Regions from separate parts of the Homo sapiens genome. Here all the other regions are linked to region 1. A link is a loop called in an ENCODE intact Hi-C map of the cell type or tissue named here. Cell type or tissue: endothelial cell of umbilical vein. All regions are shown on one strand. Links, peaks and the distances in the headings refer to the core of each region. The heading gives the core; the rest is flanking DNA. Region 1 overlaps RASAL2 (RAS protein activator like 2). Region 2 overlaps RASAL2 (RAS protein activator like 2). Region 3 overlaps CRYZL2P-SEC16B (CRYZL2P-SEC16B readthrough).

Region 1 (10,702 bases), core at 1,515-9,514:
ATGTGTAACCCTTTGGAAGATAGCTATACAATGCTCTGGGTATTCAACAAAGTCTCTTCCTCTTTGACTTGAAGGATCCCAAATGACCTCCAGCCCTGAGTAAGTTATGGAACTTTTCAGCTTATATCTCCCTAGCAGTTTTCTTTGCCTTCAGTCATGAAGTTTAATCCTACTTACATACACTTTAATATTCAACCAATAACTCAAGGGGATTTCTGTACATTTCTGGATCATTTTCTCTTTGTAACTCCCTTTTCTTTGGTATTCTACCCTGAAAATTCTACCAGTCTCAGTCTCCCTAAACTCCCATTTCTGTTTCCTCAAATTCATTGAGGCCATTGTATTCTGCCTATGTTCCCTCTCCTTGTACCAGTTTTCAAAACATGACTCCTGCTTAAAATCTGGGATTATTATAGGATTTATTGATAGGTTTTCCTTTTCTTAGGGATCACAGTCCTGTGCTCTGTTGTCTAGCATCTGAAAAAAAGTTGTTTCATATATTTTGTCTGGTTTTCTAGGTGTTTATAGGAGGGCAAGTTCAGTATCGGTCACTTGGTCATAATAGGAAATGGATGATGGCAGTTTCATTTTTAGTACGATATTAATTACATCACCAAAAAGTCTGCCACTAAAGGAATTTTACTTTGCAGATTATTTAAAGTATTTCCTCTCAAAAGCATGTTCAAATAAAACTTAGAAGTAGTAAAATTCTTCAACTTACATTCGGATTCTATGATTCTTAAGCTTACATTCTGTGATCCTAATTCAACATTTATTGAATGAGTGTTACTATTTAGAAGGCAAATGATACTCTTCATTATTTACAGATATCTGTATACTAGCTTAAATTGTTTTGCTTGAGGGTGATGAACCACAGGAGTCACTAAAAGTACCTAATTTCTAAATTTTATACCCTCTAAAAAGCTATGAATACTGTTTCTCTGATGGGACCACTGAGTTCACTTAATATAGAGCCATATTTACTGGTGCCAGTTATAAAATTGAGACCCATATGGTAGTTAGAAGCATTCAAGATAAAGGCAAATAACCATAGCAATTATTGTGGTTCGCTTCAAATGTTGATTTATGTTACCTGTGTAAATCTGGAGTGATGACATTGATACCAGCTGCATCATTATCAACCATGAGTTACTACATGAATGACTGATAATATTCTCCCAAACTACTATTTTATGGCTAATCATTATGGCATAAAATAAGAGACCTTCAGCAATAGCATAATTACAGTTCTTATATTCCTTGGTATGTATTCCACAAATTTTGTTAAATAAAAATTGATTGTCATGTGAGGATATAATAACCAATTCTTGCTACATTAGTGGGGTCCATTTGTAAATAGGGTTGTAGGACTGTGTGGTAGAAATGCTGACATCTGTCTATCCTTGAATACAAGTACCAGATACAGGAGAAAGAAAGACCAAAGTAAACCAGAGAATTCATCCTGAGTCATTGGTCTTATGAGTATACTTTTCTGTAGAACCAAAAATTTAACGAATACATTTTTCTGGAAGCTTTAGAGTTATTTCACTTTTCAGTAAAGGCCACAGCATTTCTGTTACATTGTATATTGGAGTGATTATATCTAGTTTATAAATGGCACGAATATGTTCTACACAACCCAATGACCTCGCAGTCTCACTGTAAAAAACAGTAAATGAGCCAATAAGATAATCAAATCTGAAAATAATCTATACCAGTTGTCTCAAAAGTATGGTGTATACATCCCTGGGAGTACAAAGATAATCCTCTGGGGTTCAGGATAAAATTATTAGCACATCTATTTATGTGTTTTTTTCTCATTGTGTTTAAATTTATGTTTCTATCTTTTGCAATGTATATTTACAGCAGTCCACGAATGTAATTTATAAATACACCTGGATAGAGATGCATGTCCAATTGTTTTTGTAAACTGATGGTACATGTTGGGAAAACAAAGTTGAAACTACTGCTTTGTGCTGTGAACCAGTGGTTCTCAACTGGGGGCATGCTGAGTAGTGTCATGTCAAGGGGGCAAGGGTGTGCTACTGACATCTAGTGGGTGGATGCCAGGGATGCTGCTAAATAAACATCCTTGAGTTCACAGGACAGCTTTCCTTCAGCCCCCTACCCCACCTTCCGCAGAAAGAATTATCTGGTCTAAAATGAGTTTGAGAAACACAGGTATATACTGTGTATTTCTTTTTCCTTGAAGGAGGGATCGCAAAGAAGTGAGTCTAGCCTGTTTATTTTCTTTTTCATCTTGCTGTTGGCTGACTACTTGGTTTTCTTACGTATATGTCTATATTTTCCAATATCTCAAAAATAGGCACAAGAGAACTGAAGGTACTTAATTTTATAAAACCAAAAGAATACTCTGAACAGTTAGAGGAAAAGAGGTAACAAAATGTGTAAGGCCTTACACACAGAGTGGTATCTAAAATATTTGTTTGTGGTTTTACACTTCTAAGATTAACTGAATATGTTCATTAAGTTCTAATTTTTGTTTTGTAATTCCTATCAAATCTTTTGATGCTTTATGAACTGCATTGGTGTACTGATTCATTGAAATCTAAAAAGAAAGCTGCTACTGATAAGATTGACAGGAAGGAATCTATCTAGCTAGAATAAACTACGTGCAAAGTAAAGAACAAGGAGTCCGTGATCTAATGATTTTTGTGAAAGATTCTGACTTGAGGGTTTAATTTCCAAATTGGTATGCTTCTCATATGCGTGATCTTATGCATATTAAACTTTGTTGTAATTTCATAGTTAAAAAAAAAAAAAATCCCCTATATGTAGCCGGAATAAACAGTCACTGTGAGTTGTCCATTTTAGAGCATAGGTTTTTAGGTGGTGAAGACCTGTCCTTAGTTGAATTTGTATGTGAATTAAACTCTTATTTTTATAACAATTCACTTGAGTTCTTTAAATAAAGATGATGCCAAAGAGATGTAAGGCTTGTCTCTCAGAAGAATAGTAAGGATTAATGGCTTCAGGTATTAGGAGAATTAAATAGAATAGTATTCTATCACCATCTAATTGCTTTTTCTTTTGATAATATGTGCCACAGAATGTGAAACAGCTACTGTTCACTCCACTGAGAGATACTTAGGATGCTTTCGGTCAGCCTAGCTGAATTGTTAGCATGATCCTTAATTAAAATCATCCAAATGATAGAAGGTTCTTCCTGAAGTCAGTGGAAAAACCTCTTAGCATACACTCTAGAACTCAAAAGGAGCTTAAAAGTGGGAACAACTTTAGAGTTACAGGCAGAATTAGACGCAGTTAATAATAGCACTTCTCAAACTGTATGTGCTTTTAAAAAATTTCAGTATGTTGTGAGCCAATAATTTTGTTAAATATAATATAAATGAATAGATAAATGAAAAAAAAACACATACAAAAACAAGCCATAATTTTAAAATTTAGATTCAACAGACATAATATTACTGTCAAATTGCAATGAAGGTTTCTAAATACTTATCCTCTATTATTATATCCATCTTGACATAGCCTGGTAACAGTTTGTGGATCATCAGAAGCCTGTGAACCAAACTTTGGGTTGCACGAATTTCAGTAGAAATTATATGAAATAAAATTTCTTTCTCTGCCGTTTACACGTTAGCTTTTGTTCAGTACAGATTTCTGCTTACTTTCAAATGCTGTCTTGTCTTCAAAGCTTTCCTTGACTTTCCCAAGCTGACTTGGGTAATTCCTAGCCTATAATCTTGCTGTATCCCCAAAGGGCCTCTAGTATAGCAACTGTGATATCAATTCATTTATTTCATTTAAAGAAAATGTAAAAATAGTCCTTAAGACCTAGAAAGGTTTGTGGCACACAGACAATAAGTAAATGTTTATTTAATGAATGAAATAAAAAACGAATGAATTGTAGCAAAATCCTGAGGCTTTAATAACAACACACACTGGATAAAGGAAAACTTCATTTTGCAGAAAGAAAAGACAGTTTCTCAGTCTCAAAAGACTTATGTGAATCTAATTATTATAAAAATAACCCTTGATAGACACCTGAACACATGCATACATTTCATAACTGTATAACACAGACTGTGGAGGTGAAGGAGCATATGGACCTAAATAAAAACTCAAGACCCCTTAAGAGAACTTGCTAGCAATGCTGATTTAAATAATTTTTAACAGTGAGGGGGTCGGAGGTGGGGATGGGAAAGGGAGTTGAAAATTAATGCCCCCAGAGTTTCGTGGTACTCTGTGCTATCTTTTTTCTTTTCCCTGTCCCTCCAACTGTTAATATTTGGTATCTTGTTATACTACTTTTATTTCAGTAAATATTTGATGACAGTCTATTATCTACTCTGTTAGGCACCTTGGAGAGTACAAAGAGAAATGCATGAAATTAACTAAAAGACAAAAAAATGCATTAGGTAGAAGTGCAATAGCACATGAACGAAGAACTTTTAAAAATATGAATAAATTATTTTAAAATTAAAAGTGTTCAAATACAGAATGCTTTTCAAATCTGTGTTTCTTCTGAGGCAGTCTATGGATATGCTTAGGACAGCTGTTTTAGATGACACATCTATATAAATGTGAAGTAGATTTATTTTCTTTAAACAAACCATTAGTGTATGTGTGTATATACACACACACATACATGTGATGTTGAACTAGCTTCATCAACTTCTCAATAAATGGACACATTTAGCTTCTAAAGGTAGAAACGAGTCTAAAAGGGAAGAAGATGGTAAGCAATTTAGCAACCTACAGTCTTCTTCAGTTTTTGATCTGTATCTAAGTAGGCAAATGAATATATTTCTTTCAGTACTTCCTCCTCTGAGTCTGGCCAGCTATTTCCTTTGCATTCTGTCTCCAAGGCACTGGTTTAGGGGAAGGAAGTACAGAAGTCTGAAGTCCTAGGTTGTTGGCACTGCCCCTGGGGAAAGTGAGATATCTTGCATTACTTCTTGGGTATGTGCACATTTCCAGTTCCCACAGAGAAGCCGATCCCTGGCAGAAGGCAGATAGAGACAGCCAGACTGAGTCACAATTAGAGAATCAGGGAAATTATTTTTTTAAAAAAACAAAGGCTCTTAGTAGGGTCAAATTTTTACATAGCGAAACAGGAAGCAGCGAAAAAAATATATTTAAATCTAGATCACGTTTGAGGGAACTCATCCCAAAATTTTCAGGTTTTTCTGCCATGACAAATAAATCAGTGTGGATTCATGTGACAATTACATCTGTTGATTTTCCTTCACAAACATTGACTGATAATCTTCTGGTGTATTTTATCTCTATCTCCTAGCAGCATAATGCTCTTTAAATATGGTTCATAGGATAAACGCAAGTCAGGTTATTGAATGTTAAAGACCACAATAAATAACAAACTGTCTTTTCTGCCCCAACCCTCCTTTTTCTGATTGGAAAATTATTTGTTGGGAAAGCCTTGCAACAGTAAAATAAATTACTTTTGTTCATAATATAATGAATTTTTATATTGAAAATAATAAAAATTAAATCAGCACTTTTGAAAAACTGAGGACATGATTTTATGACATGACGCTTTGTAAAACTTAATTCTATTTGGAAATTCTTTAAACTTTCTTTAAAAAAAAGTTTTTTCTTTTCTTTCCCTTCCTTTTCTTTCTTTCCCTCCTTCACCCTGTTCTTTCTTAGCAGCTAGCACAGGTAGTTGATATATTATTTCCCTACCTAGATTTAAATGTCCTGTTTGGAACGGAGTTATTCCTTTTTTCCTTGTACCTAAACACTTAGATTGCCTCATAATACATGAAACTTAAACATAATTTACCACGAGTACTTGACACAAAGAATTTTTTTTGGTGAATATAAAACATTTAATTTTAAAATGTTGACACTATAATGTATGAAATAGCTAGCTATTACAAATGCACATGGTGTATTTTGTAGATACCAACTAGACTTTTTTGTTTTAGGAAGCTTTAAGTTACACTGTGGTTAAGACATATCTTCACCCTTGAAAAAGCCCACATTCTATCACTGTGATGTATGGTCAAACTGAGGCCCAATCGTTAAACACTTGGATCAAATCATAACTAAGTTTATTGCCAAAGGACTTGTACACATTTATTTGTCAATTTTAGTGCCTTAAAATCTACCCAGCAGCTCATTAACATATAGAAACATACATCATGAGAACAAGAACTATCACCCATCCCTTCTGTATATTAGCAACTTATCACTCCTGAGCAACATCTCATTACTGAGGCCTGTGAACAGTCACTTTTCACATTTGAGTGAAATATGGAATGACTTAAGTATAAATGCAGCTATTATAAGTCATTTCTTACAAAAATGTCATGAATTAAAGTATTTTACAGCATTTACTACAAAACTCCATAAAAACTGCCTTCACTTAAACTCTCTCTCCCCATATCCAGCAAACCAACTGGATGTCTTTGGGCATCTCTTAGCATGGATAGCACACAGAGTAGTGTCTTCCAACACATCCACCAACTATGCCTCACTTGCCTCTGGAAGTACAGGAGAAGCTTGGTCAATTTCCGGTAATGATGAATTTCTCTAAGCACCAAGGTCTTGGGCCTGTAGTGATGCATTTTTATGATTTTTGTTGTTGTTGTTGTTTTCTTTTTGTTTTTTTGTTTTGTTTTGTTTTTACCATCGTTAGAGGAGTCTGCTCTTCCTGGAAGCTTTAGTGGCTAGCTGTTTGCAGGAGGCTTCCTCACCAGTGGATTTACTAGCAGTCTATTTGGTTTGGGCCATCTTTTACCCAACGCCGAAGTCTTAGGCCACTTCTCCAACTGCTGCACTGCTTCTGCAGTCACCAAGCAAAGAAAAGATGCTCCTCCGATGAATGACCAAACACTCTGCACCTGACACAAAGAATGATTTTAAATGTAGATAGTTTTGGTATAACATGCCCAACCATTTTTACTGTTCAACTTGTCATGTTCAAATGATGAAAAATAAAAATAAAAATAGTTGTATAAGGATCCAGTAAGAGATGTTATCTTGAAACTGTAGTTTGAGTGATTTAAGAATTTTGAAGGGTAATTTTGAATGTATCTAATTTTTGCTTTCCTCATTTACTTTAAAACCAAATTCAATTCCTGCTTCTATTTCACTCAGCACAGATAAACATACACAGTGCATTTCCACTGTAGTTTCATTTATATTTGAGTAAAGTGGGGCTAAGAGGTATTAAATGACTTGCTCAAAGGCAGTCAACTAGACAGGTGTGGCTGGGACCAGTGAGACTTAATATTTTCCTGATTTTAAAGGTTATATTCTAGCATACAATCTAGATTACTTCTAATTTGCCAGCAGTCAATATAGTATTTTTTCCATAGTAGGCGTTTATTAAATATTTCTGATTTAATTAACTGCATTTGAATAGCTAATTGTTAGTGATCTTTTCAATAATTTGCAATGTGAATTAGTGTAAGGTTAAAAGTTACTAGGCTTGTGTTTGAATTGTTGCTCTTGCTAAATATTGCTGTACCACTTAATAACTATTGCTCTGGCACTTATTGTGTGGCTCCCAAAGCCACACAATAGAATGAAGTATATAAGAATATAAGTGAAGAAAAAGCTTCACTTTCTTCATTTATAAAACCTACCTCGTAGAGTGCTGTGAGAATTAAAAATAATAAATATAAGATGTAACTATATAGTAAGTATTTGATAAATGGTAGATATTATTTTCCTTTAGCACACTTGATATTTTTCGTCTCGAAAATACTGCTATAGAAGATGAATCATTTTTTATGACATCAGAACTAAACAGAATTACTCATCAAACTATACATTTTCTAGATAGATCTATTGAAAGCATGACACTTAAAAAAATAAGCTAATTATGATGAGCTCTGAATTAAAGACACTGAATCTGCTGTCTCAAGGCTGTTATTATAATCATAAAAGGATAAGAGTTATTGACAGTCATCCTTCTAGCCATACTATTCATATATATTACCCATACTATTCTAGAGACCTGTGAAAATCTTTGGATTCTATATCCTGGTAAAGATATAAATCTACTATCCCAAGACCAGACATGTAAAAATTCCATATCTCATAAATATTTGAGGATATTATATAATCCTATCAAATGAAAATATAAATGAAAGAAGAACAGATGTAGAATGTTATAGGTATTATATTTAAGAAATAAGGTAGGATCTTAAATTCTCAGAAGTTCTACCCTCTCCTTGGGGTACTTCTTCTCATTAATTTAAAAAAATAAATAAATAGTTGCTAATTGTATTATATATACCTAAAAATATATTGCCTTACGAATTTGGGGGCCATTCATATTCATTTAAAAACATGTTTAAAACAACTAATACTATAAAGAAAGGGAAAAGTCAAGGTACAAAGTGAGAAGATATTTGCAACATGTAAAACAAAAGATTAAAATTCAGAATAAAGAACTTTTAAGAGAGAAAGGCAAACCAATCAATGGAAAATAAATGTAATCAGCCTTCTGTATCCATGGGTTCCTCATCCTTGGAATCAACCAACCATGGATTGAAAATATTAGGGGAAAAAATTCCAGAAAATTCTAGAAATCAAAACTTGAATTTGCTGCATGCTGAGTACTACTTTGAATCCATGCCAGTGAAGTGATATAAAAGCGTTGTATTAGGTACTATAAGTAATCTAGAGATGATTTAAAGTATACAAGAGGATGTGCCTGGGCTGTATGCAAATACTACACCATCTTATATAAGAGACTTAAGCATCCTTGGATTCTGGTACATGGTTGTGCAGATCCTGAAACCGGTTCTCCACAGATACCAAGGGATGACTGTAAAAGACTTCAAGTGAGACCTCATAAGAGAGGAAACACAGCTTACTAGTAACTACAACAAAAGGTGTTCAACTTTATTAGTAATTAGGAAAATGCAACTTTAAACCACAAAGAAATACTCTTATATACCATCTGATGACTAAACATTAAAAAATGTTGACATTAGTGATGAAGGACATGTAGAGCAATAGGAATTCATTTTTATCTCATGGGACTGTAAATTGGTAGAAGCCCTTTGAAAAATACCTTGACATTACCTATTAAACATGCTAAGCCAGGCACAGTGGCTGACACCTATAATCCCAGCACTTTGGGAGGCCGAGGTGGACAGATCACTTGAGTTCAGGAGTTAAAGACCAGCCTGGCCAACATCGTGAAACGTTGTCTCTACTGAAATACAAAAATTAGCCAGGTGTGGCCGGGCGTGGTGGCTCACGCCTGTAATCCCAAAACTTTGGGGGGCCGAGGCAGGCAGATCACGATGTCAGGAGTTTGAGACCAGCCTGACCAACATGGTGAAACCTCGTCTCTATTAAAAATACAAAAATTAGCTGGGCTTGGTGGCTCACGTCTGTAATCCTAGCTACTCAGGAGATGGGCAGGAGAATTGCTTGAACCTGGGAGGCAGAGGTTGCAGTGAGCCGAGATTGTGCCATTGGACTCCAGCATGAGCGACAGAGCGAGACTCTGTCTCGAAAAAAAAACCAGGCGTGGTGGTGTGCACCTGTAGCCCCAGCTACTCGGGAGGCTGAGGCAGGAGAATTGCTTGAACCCAGGAAAGGGAGGCTGCAGTGAGCCAAGATTGTGCCACTGCACCCCAGCCTGGGCAACAGAGCTAGACTCCATCTGGGGAAAAAAAAAAAAAAAAAAAAGTTAAACATGCTCATAGCTTAAGACTCGGCAATTTTATTTCTGCCTATTTATTCTAGAGAAATTCTTCTTTTTAAAAAATTATTATACTTTAAGTTCTAGGGTACATGTGCACAATGTGCAGGTTTGTTACATGTGTATACATGTGCCATTTTGGTTTGCTGCACCCATTAACTCATCATTTACATTAGGTATTTCTCCTAATGCTATCCTTCCCCCATTCCCCCACCCAATGACAGGCCCCGCTGTGTGATGTTCCCCGCCCTGTGTCCAACTATTCTCATTGTTCAGTTCCCACCTATGAGTGAGAACATGCAGTGTTTGGTTTTCTGTCCTTGGAATAGTTTGCTCAGAATGATGGTTTCCAGCTTCATCCATGTCGCTACAAAGGACATGAACTCATCCTTTTTTGTGGCTGCTTAGTATTCCATGGTGTATATGTGCCACATTTGCTTAATCCAGTCTATCATTGATGGACATTTGGGTTGGTTCCAAGTCTTTGCTCTTGTGAATAGTGCCACAATAAACATACATGTGCATGTGTCTTTATAGTAGCATGATTTATAATCCTTTGGGTATATATATACCCAGTAATGGGATCTCTGGGTCAGATGGTATTCCTAGTTCTAGATCCTTGAGGAATTGCCACACTGTCTTCCACAATGGTTGAACTAGTTTACACTCCCACCAAAAGTGTAAAAGCATTCCTATTTCTCCACATCCTCTCCAGCATCTGGAGGGGGCACTCTGGTTTTTAGAATTTTCAGCTTTTCTGCTCTGGTTTCTCCCCATCTTTGTGGTTTTATCTAACTTTGGTCTTTGATGATGGTGACCTACAGATGGGGTTTTGGTGTGGATGTCCTTTTTGTTGATGTTGATGCTATTCCTTTCTGTTTGTTAGTTTTCCTTCTAATAGTCAGGTCCCTCAGCTGCAGGTCTGTTGGAGTTTGCTGGAGGTCCACTCCAGACCGTGTTTGCCTGGGTATCACCAGTGGAGGCTACAGAACAGCAAATATTGCAGAACAGCAAATATTGCTG
Region 2 (10,702 bases), core at 1,374-9,373, 75 kb after region 1:
GTCTTTTCCTTTGTAAAGTTTGTATTAAGAATAATATGTAGATTTTTGGCACAGCAATATAACTAGAGTCTGTCTGATGGTATCAGATGGAAATATGTTTTTGTTAGAGCAAATCTGTGCAGTACTTTTTTTCCTCAGAATATTTCCAAGGAAAGGTTTATTTACATTCATCATATAATCCTGAAGACCATTCACAGTTTAAATCAGTTTTTTCTATCAGATTTTATTACAATATTTTTACCATCTGAACATTTTCAATAGGAGTAACAAATGAACCCATTGTTTCAGATGTGTGAAGTTAAAATAATAACAAGTGCTATTATTTATTGAGGGCTTTACAGTATGCCAAGCACTGTTTGTAATGCTTGATATTTCTCACTTAATCTTCACCACATTCCTACATAGTAGAAACCACATTATTCCATTTTAAAGATGAGAAAACTGGAGCTCTAAGAAGTTAAGTATCTTGACTAGAGTCACATGGCTGGCAAGTGATAGGATGGGAATTCCTTTTCAGGCAGTCTGACTCCAAAGTCTGTGCTCTTAACCACTTGACCTTCATGCTTCTCAAGAATGATAATAATCAGAGTTAACATTTACTGAGTACTTTTCTGTGTTCCAGAAATTGCTCTCAACTCTTTCTGGTGTGTTAACTTATTGAATCAAATAACCTAAGTTGAGGACATGGGTCTTGCCAGGGTTTCAGTTTGACTCTGAGCCTCCCTTTGCCAAACGTTTGTGGTTTGGTAACTTCTTCTCTAAAATCGTTTAAAAAAAAAAATTGAGACAGGGTCTCACTATTTTGCCTAGGCTGGATTTGAATTCCTGGACTCAAGCGATCCTCCCCCATCAGCCTCCTGAATAGTTGGGATTACAGGCCATATGCCACCATGCTGGGCCTCAAAGATCTTTGAAAATAATTTGTGTCTGCTGAAAATCTGTATTGAGTTGTGTTAAACAACTCCATAGGAATTCTAGCAGAGGTCAGCGTGTGCCATTGTGCTCTGAGTTAGTATTACCTTCCTTCTGGTATATTTAGGTACTCTTACTTTTCTTATGGGAGAAATAAAAATTTTAGAGAGTTATGCAGAAGTCTAAGTTTGAACCTAATATTTCAAGTGCTGCTTAGATATTTATAAGGGAAAGATTAAATACCTTGTAACCAGCATTTCTTTTCTGATTGTTTAAGTTAAAGCAGTGGATGTACATAGTTAAAAAGTCAGTTCTGCGAGGATTTAAATGAAAATGATCATTCACTTTCCCTATCTCTACCCGTTGCCTCAGCTAGTTTCTGCTCCACAGAGGCATCCATTGTCAACTCTTTCAGAGGTTTCTTTCACTATTTACCATCATATTTTAAATAACTCATGTATTCACGTACGCATACATGAAACCAAGATAGACTTATACAGTTTTAAACATTCTTTGTTTGGAATTGCCTTCTACTTGTAATCTATTTCTAAAATTCTCTCTAAACCCTCATGCACAAAACTGTGATGTTATCCCCTTGTATAATTTAGAAAATCAGAGGTTCTTACAACCCCCTCTCAGATTTGATAATTTGCTATAGTGGCTCTCAGAACTCAGGGAAACAGTATATAGTACTTACTATTATCAGTTTACCAAAAGGATATCATAGAGGACACAAATGAACAGCCAGATGAGGAAGTATATAGGGCAAGGTCTGGAAGATTTCTAAGGGCAGGTACTTCTGTCCCTATGGAGTTTTAGGGTATACCAGCATCCTGGCATGTGGATGTATTCACCAACCTGGGAGCTCTCTGAACCCCACTGTTTAGAGTTTTAATGGAACTCTATTACATAGATATGATTGATTAAATCATTGGCCATTGGTGATTAGCTCAATCTCCAGCCTCATTTCTTCCATGGGGGTGTGGGTTACATCTGAAAGTTCCAACCCTCTAATCACAGGGTTGGTTCCTCTGGCAACCAGCCCCCATTTGGGGGCCACTAAGAGTCAACTCATTAGTATAAACTTAAGTAAATTTGAAAGGGACTTACTATGAATAACAAAAGATGCTTCTCCAACTGATTACTCTAGAAATTCTAAGGATTTTAGCAGTTCTGTGCTAGGAACCGGGGACAAAGACCAAATATGTATTTCTTATTATATCAGAATATCACACTTGCCCCAAATCATCTGTAATACATGGAAGATTTGAATCTAGTTATCTGACTATACCACTAAATTAGTGTTTTCATATAACTCACATTTGGCCTTGTTCAAATGTTCAAATGGAACTATATAGTCATGGTTCCCTCCTTTTGTTGTTGTTGTTTTTGGTTTTTTGGTTTTTGTTGAGACAGAGTCTTCCTCTGTCACCCAGGCTGGTGTGCAGTAGCACGATCTTGGCTCACTGCAACCTCCGCCTCCTGGGTTCAAGCAGTTCCCCTGCCTCAGCCTCCCAAATAGCTGGAATTACAGTTTCCCTCCTTTTCAATGCCCAAATAATTAATAATAGAAAAACGTTATTATTGTATGCCAGTATGTGCAAAGTGCTTTGTTAAGCACTCAGTATGCATTATCTCATTTGAACCTCAAAAAACTCCCTAAAAGAGTAGGTATTTTTATAGTCCCTATTCATAGATGAGGAGATTGAGGTTCAATTAGGTTGAGTAATTTGTCCAGTCTTTTTCAAGTAAACTTTTTATGAAAGGATAATGTACACAAAGTACATAAATTGTATAGCTTGATGTATGGCTTGATGAATTTGCATAAAGGGGCATATCTGTGTAATTTATACCCTGCTCAAGAAACAGAACATTATTACCATCTCAGAAGCCCACTTATGTCCTGTCCCAGACACTTCACCTGCAAACAGTGACTACTAAACTGACTTTTAATACTATAGATTAGGTTTACCCAATTTTGATGTTTAAACAAAATTACACATCTTTTGTATCTTTTTTTGCTCAACGTTATATTTGTGAGAGTCAAACATATTGTTTTCTATAGTTATAGTTCTTTCATTCTCCCTGGTATATAGTATTTCATTTTATGAATTACCAAAATTTATCCATTTTACTGTTGGTTTTTATTTTGGATTGTTTCTAGCTTTTGGCAATTTTGAATAGTGCTGGCATGTATGTTCTTATACATGTCTTTTGACTAAAACATGTCCACATTTCTGTTGGGTATATATCTAGGAGTAGAATTGCTAGATATGTATACGTTCGGTTTTAGTTAATATTGTCCAACAGTTTTCAAAAGTGATTTTACCAATTTATACTCTCACCCTCAGATCCTTCAATTCCTCAACAATACTTAGTATCTTTTTCATTTTAGCCATTCTAGTGGGTATGTAGTGCTATCTCACTGTGGCCTTAATTTGCATTTCCCTGATGAGTAATGAAGTTGAGCATCTTTTTACATGTTAAATGGACATTTGGATATTCTTTTTTGTGAAGTGAGCATTCAAGTCTTTTGCCTGTATTCAGCTGGTTTGTCTGCCCTTGTTTCTTTTTTCTCATACCATTTACACTTGGTTTTACTGGACAGCCTTATTCATTTTGATACGGCTCCAATGAGTGGAGGAACACCAGGGCTCTTGTCTCACACCAAATTCGATAAGACGACATGGACACACGTGGAGTGGTTTTAAGTAGCAGAGAGTTTAATAGGCAAGAAAGAAGAGGGAAGAAAGAAGGAAGAAGCTACCCTGTACAGAGACAGAGGGAGGGGGCCTCCAAAGCTGAGAGGAGACCTCAAGTGCGGCAGAAACCAGCCAGGTATATGAAGAGGCTGGAAGAGGCAGTGTCTTATTTGCATAGGGCTCAGGGGATTGGTTTGATCAGGCATGTCATTCATGTAGCCTGTGGGAAAAAACTGGCCCTCCCACCCTAGCCTTTTAATATGCAAATGCAGAGTGCCATGAGTTTCTATACACTTGGGGAAATGGGGGGCAGCCATGTTGCCAGGCACATGTGGGGGCAAAGGCAAGAGAACAAGGGTAGGAATCGCCATGCTGGGCGGACCCAGTTTCTAATGGCTGGCATTTGTATATCAAAGGTTTCCAGCCCAGCTCTAAGAGCTGGGCTTTCCTGCTAGACAAGAAATGTTTCTGAAGCTGCTTCGAAAGAGACAAAAACTTTCCAAGGACCCCTTTTCCTCTCCTATCTGCCTAAAATAATTTCTTAACTCCTACCACATTTTTGTCAGTCTATCCATCCTTTTCTTAACAGATTACATTGACTTTCTCCATCCCTGTTCCCTTTTTCTGAAGAAAGAACTTTAGACTCTTCTAGCATTTTATTTCGGCATTTACATATCTCTCTTAATTCCAAATAATATACATACACTGTTGCTTTTTTATTCATCCATTTTAGACCTTTTTACTGATTTCCTATTATGGCGGATGAGGATTTAGCTATCACATAAAACCATTCCAACTTCCTCACTATAGTTTTTGGTGATTGGTTGGTTTGTTTTTATCAGTATTCAATGTTTGTATTATTATGCCATGCTGAGTATGGTTGAATATCATTATTATTTTTCCTTCCTTTTTTTTTTTTTGAAGTTTGTAATTGCCCTTTTTTCCTGTTTGTTTAGTTTTCTTATTACTTATTCTTCTCAGACCTTACTGTAATATTGCATTATATTTTTACTCAAGGTCGATAATACCAGGTAACGTATCAGATCTAGTGTCTTTTTTTTTTTTTTTTTGAGAGGGAGTCTTGCTCTGTCGCCCAGCTGGAATGCAGGGCTCACTGCAATCTCCACCTCCTGAATTCAAGCTATTCCCCTGCCTCAGCCTCCAGAGGATGGTCTCAATCTCCTGACCTCGTGATCACCCACCTCAGATCTAGTGTTATTTTGCTTTCTTTTCTTTTTTCTTGGAAACATTCCTCATGGAGCCCTCCTCTTCTTACCTTTAGGCCTATTTCCTGAATAGCTATCATTTTAGGAGTTTCTTTTGCTGTCATTCTTGGAATTCCTTTTGCCTTTTTCATAGGTTGTATTCCTCGTTGTGTGGATCTTCCTCTCTTTTTTTACTTACTTCCTTGCTTTGTTCAAGCATATCCTCCAGTAGTTAGTTGTTGTTTTTTGTTTTTTTTTTTAAGAGACAAGGTCTAGGCCAGGCATAGTGGTTCACACCCATAATCCTAGCAGTTGTGGAAAGGCAGGAGAATTGCCTGAGGCCAGAATTTAAGACCAGCATGGGCAATAGAGTGAGACCCTACCAAAATAAAATAAACAAATTAAAAATTAGCAGCTGGGCGCAATGGCTCCCACCTGTAATCCCAGCACTTTAGGAGGCCGAGGCGGGTGGATCACGAAGTCAAGAGATGGAGACCATCCTGGCCAACATGGTGAAACCCCATCTCTACTAAAAATACAAAAATTAGTTGGGCATGGTGGTGAGCACCTGTAGTCCCAGCTACTTGGGAGGCTGAGGCAGGAGAATTGCTTGAACCCGGGAGGCAGAGGTTGCAGTGAGCCGAGATTGCACCACTGCACTCCAGCCTGGCAACAGAGCGAGCCTCCATCTCAAAAAAAAAGAAAAAAAATTAGCTGGGTGTGGTGGTGCATGTCTGTCATCATGGCTACTTGGGAGGATTGCTTGAGCCCAGGAGTTAAAGGTCACAATGAGCTATGATCACACCACTGTACTCCAGCCTGGGCAACAAAGCAAGACCCTGTCTCTTAGAAAAAAAAGAGAGAGAGGAGGGGTATTGCTTGCTCCTTTGTCCAGGCTGAACCTGAACTCCTGGACTCAAATGACCCCCCTGCCTTAGCCTCCTGAGTAGCTAGGACGACAGGCATGCACCACGGCTCCTGGCTTCCTTCAATAGTTTTTAAAGATGGCACATAGGCAGAAAAGCATGGTATGACAGCCTTCAGCCTGCCAGTCTCTTTAACCATACTGCTGCAATCAGGACTGGTGGATAGTTATCAACCTCCTATTCTTATTCGTTGTCATGTTGAGATACTACTTGCTTCTCTCCTGTATTGGAGCACCTGTTTTTTTAAATACTGTATGCTTTTTGTTTTCTTGGTTTACTTTCTATTATGAACTGAGTGTGTCTCCCCAAAGTTATTTTATGTTGAAGCCTTCTATCTGAGTGTGCTGTATTTGGACATAGGACCTGTGAGGAAAGTGATAAAGATTAAATGAGGTAATAAGGGTGGGACCTTAATTTAATAGGGCCGTTGCCCTTATAAAGAAGGGGAGAGGCTCCAGTGATCTCTCTTCCCCATGTGAGGACACAGTGAGAAGGTGGCCATCTGTAAGCCAAGAAAGAGCCCTCATCAGGAACTAAATTGGCCAGTACCTTGATCTTGGACTTCATAACCTCCAGAACTATGTGAATATAAATTTGTGTTGTTTAACTCACACCGTCTATAATATTTTGTTAAGGCAGCCTGAGCAGACTAAGACATTCCCCCATTTTGAAGGAGGACATCTTCTTGTCAGACACGTGTGAACCAGAGCAATTCTATCCTAAGTAGGAACTGGGTACAGTGAGGCTGAAACTTACCAGGCTGCATTCCCAGATGGTTAAGGCATTCTAAGTCACAGGATGAGACAGGAGGTCAGCACAAAATACAGGTCATGAAGACCTTCCTGATAAAATAGGTTGCAGTAAAGGAGCTGGCCAAAACCTGCCAAAACCAAAATGGTGACGAGCGTGACCTCTGGTCGTCCTCACTTCTACACTCCCACCAGCGCCATGACAGTTTACAAATGCCATGACAACGTACCCTATATGGTCCACAAAGGGGAGGCATGAATAATCTACCCCTTGTTTAGCATATTATCAAGAAATAACCATAAAAATGGGCAACCAGCAGCCCTTGGGGCTGCTCTGTCTATGGAGTAGCCATTCTTTTATTCCTTTACTTTCTTAATAAACTTGCTTTCATTTTGCACTGCGGACTCGCCCTGAATTCTTTATTGCGTGAGATCCAAGAACCCTCTCTTGGGGGTCTGGATCGGGACCCTTTCCTGTAACACTCCAGTAGGGTATTTTTCCTGATTAGCAGTTCGTGGTAGGCAAAATTTTTGAGGCCTTGATTATCTAAAATCCTTTTTTTCTCACACTTGGTTGTTAGTTTGGCTAAGTGAATAATAATCTAGGTTAGAAATACTTTTCTGTCAGAATATTGAACTCATTGCTCCATTGTCTTCCAAATTCCTGTGTTGCTTTTGAGAAGTCCAGATCTATTCTTATTCCTGATGTTTTATACATAACTGTTTTTTTTCTTACTGATATGTTTTGGTGGTCATCTGTTTTTATCAATTTTGCTGGACACTCGGGTTTCGATCTAGAAACTCACATCATTTAGTACTGAGAAATTTCACAAATGATTTCCTCATTTCTGTTTCTTCTTGCCTATTATTTTTATCTTGACCCTCCTAGATTGGTTTCTCAGTTTACCTTTTTCTTTTCCATCTTTTTGTCTTTTTGATCTATTTTCTTAATTTTATCTTTTAATTATATTACTGCATTTTTTTCATTTCTGCTATTATGTTTTTAATATACAAAAGATCTTTTTAGCTCTGTAAGTGTTGCTTTTTATTAAAAAATATCTTATTTTTGTTTCCTGGATGCCATTTTTTCTTGTATCTGTCTCTTTGAGGATAACAGTGTTTTGTTTTTTCCCTGTATTGTTTGTGTCTCCTTCAAGTTGCCTTTTTCTGTGTCTCTCTTTTTTTTTTTTTTATGTCTATATTCTTCTGCTAGAAGCTTTCTTTTGGTTCTGGTAATTCTTGTTGGTCTGCTTCAGATTAAGAATGGGAGATGAGAAAGCTTACTGGAGGATCTAAGTGTGAAGATGGACCTTGCCCATTTTAAGGGCTTTACTATAAGGTGACCTGGACCTGCTGTTTGTCGGGGGAACCCTTTTGTTAGTATCTTTAGTTCTTTTCTCTTGGGATGGTCTGATGCCCAGAGTGTTCTTCTAAATTGCCTGTCTGGAATGTAAAAGTCTAATTTTGAGAGTCAAATGGGAGTTGAAGAGACCTTTGGGGGAAGCTCATGTCTTAACATGTTTAGAGTAGCCTTTTCTCAACTGTGACAATTACTCTTTTGTCCACCATTTATTTTACCCTCCCAGGAGAGCAAACCTCCATTCTTTTACCTGGGTTGGGAAGGGACATTTATCTATATAATGGGCGAGAGGATCTTGGTACTCTGCCTCTTAAACAGATTTTATACTACCCCTCTTCTCCATTGAGAGCTACCTAGTACTGGCCTATCCCTGAACCTTTCAAGGATTCTGTGGTTTAAATTAGGTTGGTTCTTAGCTTTTCTCATTCTTAACCTAGGATTCTGTTACTCAGGCCTGCTAAGTCAGTTACCACTTGAACATGTTTCTTCTAGCTTTTAAACTTTTATTTACTTTTTATTTCCGTTCTCACTACTTTTGTGGGTCCATGTCTCTGTCTCTCCGTATATAAATTTATCTTTACTGTAGTTTAAGTGGGGTTTTGAAAGGAAGTGAAATTATATATGTTCAATCTACTGTTTTAACCTAGTAGCTGCCATATATTTCTTAAAATGAAATTTGAATAAGGCATTATGGAGCTCTTGGAGCAATTCCAGTTTTTTTTTGTAGGCCAGAGTTAGAGATCTTGGCCTTAGACAGATGGATCTAGCATTTGGCTTGACTTTATCTGACTAGATGTGACCCAAACTGAATTTCTCAGCTTCTTCCTCAAAGTTGTTCTTCTTTCAGAATTCCTAATCTCAGTAAATGAAACCTCTGTTCACCTTTTGACAAAAATGCAAATCAGCGGTGTCATTCCTCTGTTTAAAATTCTTCAGATGCTTCCCATTATTCATAGGATAAAAATCAACCTCCTTAACCTGGTTTATTGGGCTTTGCATGATCTTGCCCCAAACTTTTCACTAGCCTCCTATCTCTGCACTACTTCCTTGCTTTCCAAAACTGCTTCAGCCGTAGGGCCCCCCACCTTTCAGATTGTTGAAGTAGGACCACCGTCTTCCTCAAGGGCTTTTACATCTGTGGTTCATTTGTCTGAAATGCTAATACATTTCCCTTCACCACCTACCATTCTTCCAGCTGTAATAATGCCCAAGCCTAAGTCTATTGCTTGTTGAATGTTCTCACAGCACCCTATACTGCTTTTTTGTAGTGTTTATCAGAATTATTTTAAATTAGTTATATACTGATTGTACAGTATTTGACCCCATTAAGTTGATGTTCCACAAGTCCAGTCACTAGATCCGTCTTGTTCATTGTTATATCCCGAGGCTTGAGTACAGTGCTTTACTTACAATAAACAAATACTCATTGAACTTAAAAATAAAGGAGAAGCTTTATTGATATGCTAGAAAAAAATCCCGGACTATACGTCAGAATAACTGAATTCTAAGATAGCTATGCTAGGTGTGTCACTTTGAGCAAATAATTATATAATTCTCAGCCTTATTTTATTTATGAATTAAGGAAGTGTGATTTATTGATCTCTAAGATACCTTTTAACTCTACATTAAAGGACCCCCCCTTTCCCTTTCTATTCATTTCTTTTCCAGTTGGCTTTCATTTTTATTTTCCTACTTGATACTCATAAATCATTTCTTCCTTATGTTCATTCTTTTTATTCTCTGTAATATGAATATATTCCTTGGTATTTGAACTCTCACTTTAGTTCAAGATGGGCTTGAACTATATTTTCTTTTCTCAATTAAAATCCAACTATTTGGCCAGGCACGGTTGCTTAGCCTGTAATCCTAGCACTTTGGGAGACCAAGACAGGTGGATCACTTGAGGTCAAGAGTTCGAGACCAGCCTGGCCAACATGGTTAAACCCTGTCTCTACTAAAAATACAAAAATCAGCTGGGTGTGCTGGCACATGCCTGTAGTCCCAGCTACTCGGGAGGCTGAGGCAGGAGAATCACTTGAACCCAGGAGGCAGAGGTTGCAGTGAGTGAGCTGAGATCGCACCATTGCACTGCAGCCTGGGTGACAGAATGAGATTCCACCTTAAAAAAAAAAAAAATCCAAATATTTGCTGTAACGACTTGGAATTTTTTTAACCTTAAATTGACTATCCAGATTAAAATATTACTAAAAGAACCCTGCACGTGTATTGTGGCCAAAAACATAAGTGCCACACAAATGTGGTTGGAGAATATAGACTTATTGTCCTGTATCAGCTATGTTCCCAATAGGATTGTATTTCATGATTATGTTAAGGGTTTTATGCAATCTTAATATCTTCTAAGATAATGGAAAAGGCTGCAAAAAGTAGGTTTGCCTAGGAAATTAGAAAAATTCTTACTTTGAAGAAAAGATATGTGATAAAGGCTAATGAGGCAAAAACCATAAACTTGGCCGTGGATATGTCCTCTTGTACTGTGTGTATGACTTTTATAAAGAAAATTATGATAATGGTGTTAGTTTTAGAAAGCCTTGTAATTTGTTTAATTTTATTGCCTTATTTGCATTCATTATATATCTTTAACAAATTATTGTTTATTTACCTTACAGTACAGGTTTGTAGTGTCGAAGGGAATGTAACTTGTGTCTGATGTATATACTATGTATAAACATACCCACTAACAGGTTCACCAAATGTTAAACAATTTTGTATTGGCATTTTTAATTTAGAACTTTCTGATGGATTACGTATAGGGGTTTAAGAATACTTAATATTTGGGGAAATTAATTTGGAGTTTTAGATGGGTTTGAACTAAATTTTCTTTTTCCAT
Region 3 (10,702 bases), core at 1,364-9,363, 240 kb before region 1:
AGCTCATGGGGCAAGGTTTTGCTGGAAAAGGTGAGTCTTTGGCAAAGCCCTTAAAAAAGAGAAGATGCTATAGGACAAATGCCTAATGCATGCAGGGCTTAAAACCTAGATGACAGGTTGATAGGTGCAGCAAACCACCATGGCATATGTATACCTATGTAACAAACCTGCACATTCAGCACATGCATCCCAGAACTTAAAGAAAAAGAGAAGAAGCTAATTGGGCCATTTCTCTATGACACAGGATTTCACTTTCAAGGCTTTGTGTTGTGTGTGCATGTTGTTGTAATTGTTGTTGTTGCTGCTGCTGTGTGTACCCTCGACACCAAGCACTGAAGGAGAAACAAGGAATCGCTGGAAAATGTCTCTACCTAAAGAAGATAACTAAGGTAGGAAGATAAGATACCTGTGCATAAAAGTCAAGAAAACACAAGGCAGCGTGAGCTCAGTGTCAGTGGGGGGCCCTGGATTCGGCTGTGGGAGCCACACTGTGCCTGCCATGACGTCAACGCCGAAAGCAGTTGCTGTGTGCCAGGCGCTGTTCTCGAGCATTAAGGAAACTAACTCGATTTCATGCCAGCTCCATTACAAGGCACCACTCTCATCCCATTTTACAGCTGAGACCACTGAAGGCTGCCATCTCAGTCATACTCGTAGGTGTGGCCCAGGTAGTCTGCATGGAGGAAGGGATGGTGCTGGACGTCAGAGCTCACAGAGGATTTAGACGGAGGAGGACACGATGTCAGCACTGGTCTTTACGAATGTAAGGTGACAACAGCATCATGTAGAAACGTTGAGAAGAGGGCGGAAACCACAGTATGGACACCACCCACACAGCTGATGCTCTGAGTGGGACGAAGAAGGGTGAGGGCGGAGGTAGAGGACAGAGGATTTCAAAAGAGGCCGGAGAAGGAGTGCGGAGCAGAGGGAGGGTGAGCAGACACTGGGCTGGGCCTGCGCTCCCACTCCCTCCCACAGGACAGCTGCGGAGGCTCAGAAGAAAGGGAGAGCTGTCTGGAGAGATGGGGAGAAGGAGCTGACAGCAGGAGTGAGGCACAGGCCGGGGCGGCAGGCAGGACGTTCAAACATCAGCAGTGAGGCAGGAGCCTCCAGCAGAGAGGCCTCTGCAAGGTTTTGCCTTCATATTATAAAATACAGACCTTTAGGGGACATAAAAAGAAATCCTACACCCTCCCACGCTTAAGCTAATGAGGAAAAGTTCAGTAGATAACTTAGCCCCAGGTACTAAGTGCCAAAAAGCAAAGCTGCAAATACAGCTGCCTGCAGCTGCCTGACAGTGACGGTGGTGGCCTCATCTGGGCTCAGTTACCTGGAAAGAAGGGATGAAGGATTTGGGGCGGCCCAGCATCTGACAGTACTCGAAGATTTCCGTCCTCTGGATTGCCTCAGTTGTTGCAAATTTCAAAAACTCTTGACTAAAACCAGAGAATAACAATAAAAGAGATTGAGGTGTGGGGGACGCAGGAGTTAAATCCTAGTGGCTCTCCAAACACCAGCTGCAGCCTTTCATGGGGGAGTTTCCATCCTGGGCTGATGCCTGCGGCGGCTTCAAGAGAAGAAGGAGACTCTGGGCTCCCAGAGTGAGTGTTTCACTTCCTCTCCCTCTCCCTCCTTGAGGCTGAGGAAGGAACAAAACAGAACTCTGCACCAGAGGCACTGGGAGGCGGAGGCTGCAGAAAAGGGGGGTCACCTGCCTTCTTGCTGAAGGGTAACTCAAGGCAGGCTACCTCGAAGGACACTGGGCCCTACTCTTAGACACACAGAGAGCTGGCCCCCATGCCCATAAAGCCTGTCATGTACCTGTGAAGGGCACCCCTAGTTTGAGCAAACTCGCACAAAAGAGGGGAGCCATGTAACACTCCGGGAGCACTGAGACCAAAAGGCATGGCAGAGCAGGTGAGGACTGCTGAGCCAGAAATCAAACACGGGTCCATACATTGGATGTTCATTCCACCAGTGAGGATGGGGACTGAGTGAATGTGATCTGGTTGGGGCAGGTGGTGGGCACAAGAGTCTCATGTGACCCAAAATTTCTCCCATCAACAACTTGCTATGGTGTTTAAAAACCACAATCACCAGGTTATTCCTGGGGGTAGGACTTTATTTCCAAGAATTTCCTCATTCAACATAAACCAACGTAAACATAGGAGGGGAGACATATTAGCCCATACACACTTATTGTACATTTGGCACAGAAGGGATTCTTTGACAAGCTAGCCATGTGCTATCAGAGACCAGGAACCTGGAAGGAACAGGCAATGAGCTGGGTACACTGCCTCAGTGGTAGGCAGTGTGGTGCAACAGTTAAAAGGGCTTTGCAGGCTGACTGCCTGGATTCCGAATCCAACTCACCCACACCCTCACTGTACCATCTGAGACAAGTTATTTCATCTCCCTGTGCCTTGGTTTTCCTCCTCCATAAGTGACGATTAAAATCTTTGCTTCACTTCACTTCTTCATAGGGTAAATGTGTAATAATTAAAGGAAATAGTGCAAAGAAAATGCCTGGCACAACGTAAGAGCTTAGTGACTCTTAACACGTATGGGGAGGGGGATAGAGAGATACAGAACAGGGAGGGCCTCTAGGGAGCAAATCGTTCTGTCCATGCATTCATTCACTGAGAGCTGATTGAGGGCCTCCTGCAGGAAAAGCCTAATGCTATGGCCAACAGAGAATGTCACCAGTGGGACTCTAAGTAGCTTGTGCACCAAGTCATTGTAGGGATGCTAGGGCCCCAAAGAGGGACTAAACATAAACTTCTTCCATTTTCCAGTTTTGCCTGGGTAGGCTCTCAGAACAGGCCCAGGGCTGCCTAACACGGACCCACAAGCCTCCACATGTAAAATGTTGTTTTTTTAAAGGAACAAAGTTAGCTTGTGGAGCCAGGGTGCCACCCAGTGGCCAAAGGGCACAATACCACACAAAGGCATCAGCCCACCTCTTTGCAGAGGAGGACCTGTGGCCTGAGGCCCCCGCCAATGCTGTAATGTGGGGCCCACGGGGCATCTCCTTGCACAGACCTGCACAGATAACAATCCCAAATAAGGGAGCCGGCGGTAGCTGAAATTCACATGAGAAAATGAAAAATGGATCCATAAAACCCAACAAGGGCTAAAACAGTCCCTTGGAAAATGTCCTTACTGTTTCCTTTCTCCCAGGTCGCATACCTGTGGCTGCTGCCCAGCAAGACCAGATGGTCTGTCTTCACGGTGTAGTGGCCAAAGGGCACGTGAGCCATGAGATAGCAGAAGTGAGCTGCCTCCACAAGCCCCTTCCCAGCTGCGGGAGGAAGAGAACAAGACCCAATCACGGAGCACACCCGTATGGGGAGCCATCATCTGGGTGGGATGGGAGACAGATGGAAGAGTGGCCTCGGGGGTCAGAGGGGAGAAGCCACATGGGACTAAATGAATGAGCCTTTCATAGCGTGAGTCACAGACCCCTAAACCCCACTCCTCCTCCCACAGCCCATTTGGCCTCAGACGTTACATTTCTCTTCAGCCAGAATAAGGCACAATTTCACGTTCTCCCTAAAGGACTTTTTACGAGGAATTCCCTAAACGTTTTAGTCTTTCCTCAGGGTGAAAAATGAGTTTGAAATGCCTGCACCTGAGCAAAGAAGGAGACTACTGAGAGTGGTCGTTCTTAAACTAGGCTTCCTGAGGCAGCATTGCTTTCCCTGCTGAAGTCAAACATAAAAATCATATTAATTACCAACATGTTTTGAAATGTTCTCCCATACATTTTCCACTGCCTCAAAATTGAGTTAATTCAGCTAGATACAATACCTAGCACAGTGCCTGGCCCCCAAGAAGGGCTCAACAAACATTAGTTCCCTTCCACTCAGGGTGCTGCATGGCCTCCATCTGACTTGGCACAACCTAACCCATAGCTATTAAAGTTTAACAGAGCAATATTTTAAAAAGCCTCATGGGAGCACCATGATTTCTGGATGCTCTGCTTCTTGGCTAAATTTGAGAACCACTGATCTGGAACACTCAATAGCCCCCTAAGCGTTTATAAGGCCACATTCACAGAGAGATGATAGCAAGAAAGACTACAGGGTTAACCCAGAGTGGTTCAGGCAAAAACAGAATTTCCTATCTGATTGAACTGGGTCACTGAGAAATTTACAGCAACAGGAGGCAAGGTGTCCTATGCGTTAACTCCATCCACAGGGGAATCTGACCCAGGGCTAGAAAATCAGCTGCTGAGAGGAGACTCCTACAGCAGCAGAACACCAAGTCTCAGGGGCCTGGCCTGCATTCACTCACGGCAGAAATTCTGTGAAACAGAGAGGCAAGAAGGACACGTGTTTCCCTGGAGTTTCTTTCCCCAAAACATGGAGGCTCCTGGGTCCAGGAAAAGCCTAGGGCATAGACTCTGGCCCTACCTAGAACCTGAGAATCTAAGGGCAGGATGTTTAAAGCTGACCTGGACGGGGAGGGGAGGTGAGGAGAGGGAGGGGAGGTGAGGAGAGGGACGGGGAGGGGAGGTGAGGAAAGGGACAGGGAGGGGAGGGGAGGGAAGGGACAGGGAGGGGAGCGGAGGGGAAATGCTGGTGTCGCTTACCCAGGGTGTCCCCAATGGCAACAATCGCACGCTGATACAGCTCTGGGTCCCCAGCCTGATTCGACAGAATCACAGCCAAGTGAGGCCTCCAGTCTCCCCACTGCTTTTCTCCACAACACTGAAAAGCACCAGAAAAAATAAATGTACAATCATTTAAGAATGGCCAGATGTACATAAAGAAGGCTGTTGTCTATTTCCTGGTTCAGAAGTGGTCAGAGAATGCCCACTCTACCACCTGCAATGCTGCCATTCATTGATTTAGAGCTCTCATCTTTAAAAAAGTAAAACTGTCAGAAGGACACAGATAGACAGATACGTGTACATGCATACATACATACATACATTCACAGGGATATTGGAAAATGGATAAATAAAATGACATTGCTCACTTACTATTTTTCACATTTCTCCCCAGTGCCTGACCCCCAGATAGCTAGAGACAAAACTCAGAAAAACCCTGAGGCTTCAGTGGGAGAAGGAAGATCAAACATCCTTGGCTTATGAGTAGAAGAGGCCACAGCCTGTCACAGAAGTCGGGGGAACACGGGCCTGCTTAATGTCTTACCAAATGCCTATGTTTTCTGGCTCTACAAAGCCCATTCACACACATCCTCTTAATCTTCACAGGAACCCTATGAAGTCTAGTTCCTACTGCCACTTTAAGAATAAGAAAATCAAGCCAAGTGGCCCAGCTAGGACGATGCAGAGGCAGCAGAATTCCACCAGGGGGCAAAAAAGAGTAAGCAGCGTGGTGGAAATGTACAAAGCCCCGCATCAATGGTGTTTTCCCCACAATCTCTCCCTAAGGCTGTCCTACTAAATAAAGGAGAATTTCAAGGCAGAAAATATCAATAAAGAAACAATATAATGTCATGGAAACAACACAGGCCCCAACTCGAGTCCTGCATCTTACTAGCTTACCTACCTTGAGCAAGTTTCTTAATGTCTCTGAACCTTTGTTTTCTCATCCCTAAAATGGAGATCGTAATTTCTACCTAACAGGTTATTGTTGATAATAAAATAAGATAGTTGTGTAAAGCACATCGCATGGTGCTTCACATTTGGTTTGCACTTAATCAATTACATGTAGGTATAAATACACACACACACACACACACACACACACAGTTGGAAGCTCAGCAGAGGAAAGAGGTGATTTGCATAGCCGCCTACCTTCCAATTTGTTATATAGATAGGTAGGGCAGAAGATTGCCAATAATAACTAAGATTTGGAGTTAAAACCATTCATAATTACTTGGTCTTTGTAATTATCCCAGGGAATAAAAGATGCTTTATTCAACTCCATTTTATACCCAGTCCTTGTTGATCTGGTCAATGCAGTGAGAAGAGGATGATAACAATAATGGTGATGATAAATCATAATAATAGCAGTTCTCATGTGTCACATCGAACCATGAACTATATCCTGTGCTAAGCATTTCTCCTACCAATAATCACATGTGCTAAGTCCTATTATGACCTGCATTTTAACATGTAAGCCAAACTGCTTCTTGCTGGATCTACAGAAACCAGCAAAAGGGAAGGAAATCCCTTGCTAAACACACACACACACACACACACACACACACACACACACACACACACAAAGAAAAACTTAGAGGTCATTATTCTGTCTCCTCGCTGGTGATTTGAAAAGATCACTATAAATCAGATCAATGGAGAGGCGGAGGGGACACAGTAGAGAGAGAGAGAGAGAGAGAAAGCACCAACATTTATTAATTAACGAAAATGGGCCAAGCATGATGGTTGATATGTTCAGATGTTCTCTCTCCCTTAATTTTCACAATAACTCTACTGGGCACCAAAATCCCCATAAAGATTAAAAACTGAGGCTCTGTGAAATTAAGACACAAAGCCAAGTTCCCCTGGCAGAAAGATGTACATAGAGTCCAGGTTAAACTTGTGTGAAACCCACGTCTGTGTTGTCCTGTTGCCATGCTTTTCCACCACCCCATTCATCACATGGAACTGAAGTCCAGCCTTTTAGTAGATGCTAAAGTGCTGGGAAACTCCCTAAGATCAAATACTGCATTGGCACATCACCTCTGGCTCCTCCGTTTTCTCATCTAAAAATAGGGGAAATTAAGCTAACTCTACTATTACAAAAAAAAAAAATGAACCATAGCTAATTGTATCATTTCCTGCATTTAGTACTTTGTGACATAATGCAATTCCATTCTGGAGCACAGGCCATTCCACTGAATTGTGAGGCACACTCTGTGCTACAAAATAGCCGGTTGATTTGATGATGGGGCATGAAAATCATTTCTCTTTTCTTGGAATTAGCCACAAGCCATAAGAAGGATAAAAAAAAAAAATGAAAAGTGTGAGGTCGATTTTTATTTAAACTAGTGTTCACCAAAAACCCAAGCCTCAAGATACGAGAAAAGGCTCCATTACCAAAAGTAATGGAGATTGGACAGACGTGCCTCCATGTCCCGGGAAGCCAAGAGGACACGAGGGAGAGGACCCCACAGCTCTCCCCACTGGCTGGAGAGCAGCAAAGGCAACTCAGGCTCACATGGAAAACTGGGTCCTGCAGAAAATGTCGGATGGCCTGGAATATGGCCTGGCCCATCCTCTGCACAAACCTAATATAAATAACTGGAAATAAAAATCCAGGGAAGAGTCAACTCCTTTAAAGTTATGTAATATGAGAAAACAAGCACAGAATGTATACAAATACACCCTAAGACAGAAAGAGGAAGGTAACATGAAAAATAGAGAGGAGAGAGAACATTCACTACAAAAATGTTACCACAAAACAAATGAAAAATTATCACCAAACATTTTGTCATGAATTTAAGTAAAATAATGAAGCAATTGCATCTATGAAGCAAGAGCATAATCTGAGTTACTAGAGCTCAGGAAATAGATGGTAGATAACAGGAAATGAATGTAATGTTCAGAGCTCAGGAAAAAAGTAGGGGGAAATTGAAGAAATAAAGACAGAAACAAAAGAGCACAAAAGTAAGAGACACCAGTGAAAACACAGTAAAGGACAGAGGAAGGAAAAAAGAAAGGAGGGAAGGAAGGAAGGAGGAAGGAAGGAAAGAAGGAAGGAAGGAAGAAAAGGAGGATGTAAAGGAGGGAGGGAGGGAAGGAGGGAAGGAAAGAAGGAAGGAAGGGAGGGAGGGAGGGGAGGGGAGGGAGGACAGGGAGGGAGGATGTAAAGGAGGGAGGGAGGGAGGAAGGAAGGAAGGAAAGGAGGGCAAGAGAGGAAAAAAGAGAATAAAAAATTATTAAAGAGAAAATTATAGATATAATTCATACGTGTATATATATGAAATATGTGTACATGGAATTCCTGAAAAGGAAACCAAAATAATGGGAACAAAACAAATATTGAAGGATATAATCCAAGAAAATATCCCTGAACTCTAACATATGAATGTACATATTAAAAGGGCATGCTATATATACCCCAAGGAAAAAAATCGATCCAGACAGTCAACACCAGAGCATAATCTAGTAAAGTGACTGGACGTCAAAGGTAAGGAAGGAATACTTTGGGGCCAAAAGATCAAGTCTCCTATAATGGGAAAACTATCAAGCTAGCCTCAGACTCTCAGCCACATCAACTCTAGAAGATTGAAATCGAGTATGTCCAGCTTTGAAGTGCCAGTGTGCAGTGGTGGGAAACATTCCTCCAGAGAAAAGAAGGGCAGCCCTGCCAGGGGAAGCCTGCAGAACAGGCACAGGTCCTCTTGCCATTCACAGCAGAGCAGGCAGCTTTGACATTTTGGGAAGGCCAAGGTCTTCAGAGTCAGACAGACCTGGACAGATCCTGACCCCACTACTCACTATCTCTGATCTTGGGTCATCTTACACCTTTGGAGCTCAGTTTCCACATCTGCAAAGCAGAAAGAATGTTTCCTACCTCTATGCATTAAACCAAATAATATGCATCAAAGCACTTAGCACAGGGCCTGGCACATGGTGATTAACAAACCATTAATATTATCATCACTTTTGCTCCTGAAAGCCATCAGTGCACTCCTGAGCAGTCCCCGCCCCCTCAAGCCCTTGGGATGCCTGGGTGATAAAGGAATCCTGTCATAGGGGTACCGTGGCTGCCTGTGGAATCCTCCCCGACATGAGCTGGAAGAGGGTCTGCAGTGGGTCATTGAGCGCCAGCGTGCTGGTGAAGCTGCGGAGAGAAGGATAGTCAGCGAGGACCAAGCCCAGGGAACCTCTTTACCCATTGCCCACAAGGCTCAGGGCCTTGCATAATTCTATTAGATTTTGGCAGCTTCCTTAGGAACATGAGCATCGCTTTGCTTTCTGCTGTGCCTCTGTCACAGCCTCCTCTGGGGAGAGATGGCAGGATCCTCATTCTACCGCACACCCCAGCTAGATCTCATAGTTGAGGGTATTTTCTGCACCTTGGTCTTGATGGCCTAACTCTGGAATAACCATTTCTGTGGGCCTTCTTCCATCACTGAGATGACCCTCTGACATCTCAAAGGTCCCCTGGAGAGCCACAGCAGTTTATCTGGAAGCTCTTCTCCATCGGCACCCCCCTTCTCAGCCATCCCGATCTCCCACTCCCTGCAGCCCTCCTCCACGCCAAGCCCACAGCACTCAGTGCCGTTTTTCTGGCTCATCAAGAGCCTGGGTCTGTAGTGCTTTTGCTCACAAGCGCTAAATAGCCATTTTCAGTAACCAAAGAGGCGTGGAACAGGGGCCAGAAATGATCCTGCTGATGACAAACCATGGGATATGCTTAACAAGGATATAATAAGCTCTACGGCTGATTTGAGATTTAAGCTTACTCAGTGAGAGGTATTTTTCACAATTCACTGGGCTCCATCAAAAATCAATGGCCCAAGGCAAAAATCTGTAGCAGAGATGTATGCTACAATGTGGGGCTGTGGGACGTTCATTTTCAAAGCCCAAAGGAAAATCATCCTCAGAACACCGTCCTTTATTTAACAGCACCCTTGCCACAGGAGCTCCGAGCACGTATCACAATACAATTTCTGTGTTCCTCACCATTCCAGTCTCAGAGGATAATAAAGTGCACCGTGGTGTCACCAGTCTCCAGGAAGACTGAGGGGTGGAGTCGTCATGAGACTCAACTAGGCCATCATCCAGAATGGGCCCACCAGTGGTGCAGCCATTAGGCCCCCGGACTGAACTTAACATGGAAGTGTCATTTTTTTTTTTTTTTTTTTGAGACCGAGTTTTGCTCTTGTCACCCAGGCTGGAGTGCAACGATGTGATCTCTGCTCACTGCAACCTCCACCTCCCAGGTTCAAGCGATTCTCCTGCCTCAGCTTCCAGAGTAGCTGGGATTACAGGTGCCAGCCACCACACCTGGCTAATATTTGTATTTTTAGTAGAGACGGGGTTTCACCATGTTGGCCAAGCTGGTCTTGGACTCTTAACCTCAGGTGATCCACCCTCCTCAGCCACCCAAAATGCTGGCATTACAGGCATGAGCCACCACACCCAGTGGAAGTGTCATCTTCTAATTCAACCTCTACTCAACAGGATTAATGGCCAATTCAAATATTAGTTCAGCTGAGAGGATAGCTTCACAGCTTTAACCAGCACTAGAAGCTAAACACTTTGAGGTAGCATCTTTCTTGCTGTCTGACCCAAGTCTGCCCCTTAAAGGAGGGTCCCTCACCACCCCCACCACATTTGTCCCTGCCAACCTGTGGATGCTAGGCGGAGCCTGAAGGACTTATTCAGAAACCCTTCTCCATCCAGCACCCCTATACCCGCCACCTCCATTTGATCCTGGCTCTCTTTCACTCTGTTTCATCTCCTTATTCCAAACTCCTGGCTATGGATCCTTGCTTCCATCCCTAGCTCATTCTGGTTTGGGCATTTTTCCTGGTCCACGCTGGCACCCAGATCACAGTGTGCTGGCGTCATTTCTGACTAAGCATATCCCTTCAGTCTCAACACCTCCCACTGCCGCCAATGCAGACTTCTGGATCTCACTGCCAGTGCTAAAACTCCTTTTCCTACCACAGCTCACGACCCTGCTACCCCACACCCCCACCCTACTCTCAGTATCCAGAACCTCATCACAAGAATAAGCAGTAGACAACTGCTTACGTCAAAGACCCACAG

What was found. Peaks named below come from ENCODE experiments on the same cell type or tissue, not always from the same donor. Only the 100,000 strongest peaks of a DNase experiment are listed, where the experiment ranks them.
Region 2: it touches region 1 in a loop (3-fold over the local background); 6 of 110 quality-filtered maps call a loop at or near these places.
Region 3: a loop joins it to region 1, with 11 times the contacts of the local background. A loop is called at or near these places in 13 of 110 quality-filtered maps.

The regions. Positions count from the first base shown.
Region 1 is chr1:178,187,966-178,198,667 of GRCh38, forward strand. The region is part of intron 1 of RASAL2 (RAS protein activator like 2); the gene reads left to right. Among named protein-coding and RNA genes, the nearest start is that of RASAL2, 99 kb to the left of the region's middle. In endothelial cell of umbilical vein, for the core only: a CTCF peak has its summit at 2,061 (motif pointing left); DNase peaks (open chromatin) are centred at 2,046 and 4,926; H3K27ac peaks cover 1,604 bases.
Region 2 is chr1:178,262,956-178,273,657 of GRCh38, forward strand. The region is part of intron 1 of RASAL2 (RAS protein activator like 2); the gene reads left to right. Among named protein-coding and RNA genes, the nearest start is that of RASAL2, 170 kb to the left of the region's middle. In endothelial cell of umbilical vein, for the core only: no CTCF peak of the experiment used is centred there; a DNase peak (open chromatin) is centred at 4,936; H3K27ac peaks cover 1,376 bases.
Region 3 is chr1:177,943,231-177,953,932 of GRCh38, forward strand. CRYZL2P-SEC16B (CRYZL2P-SEC16B readthrough) reads right to left here. Exons shown (of 32, transcript NM_001356506.2): 18 at 8,684-8,765; 19 at 4,595-4,712; 20 at 3,190-3,301; 21 at 1,331-1,436. SEC16B (SEC16 homolog B, endoplasmic reticulum export factor) reads right to left here. Exons shown (of 26, transcript NM_033127.4): 12 at 8,684-8,765; 13 at 4,595-4,712; 14 at 3,190-3,301; 15 at 1,331-1,436. Among named protein-coding and RNA genes, the nearest start is that of SEC16B, 21 kb to the right of the region's middle. In endothelial cell of umbilical vein, for the core only: CTCF peaks have their summits at 2,926 (motif pointing left) and 5,318 (motif pointing right); DNase peaks (open chromatin) are centred at 2,881 and 5,311.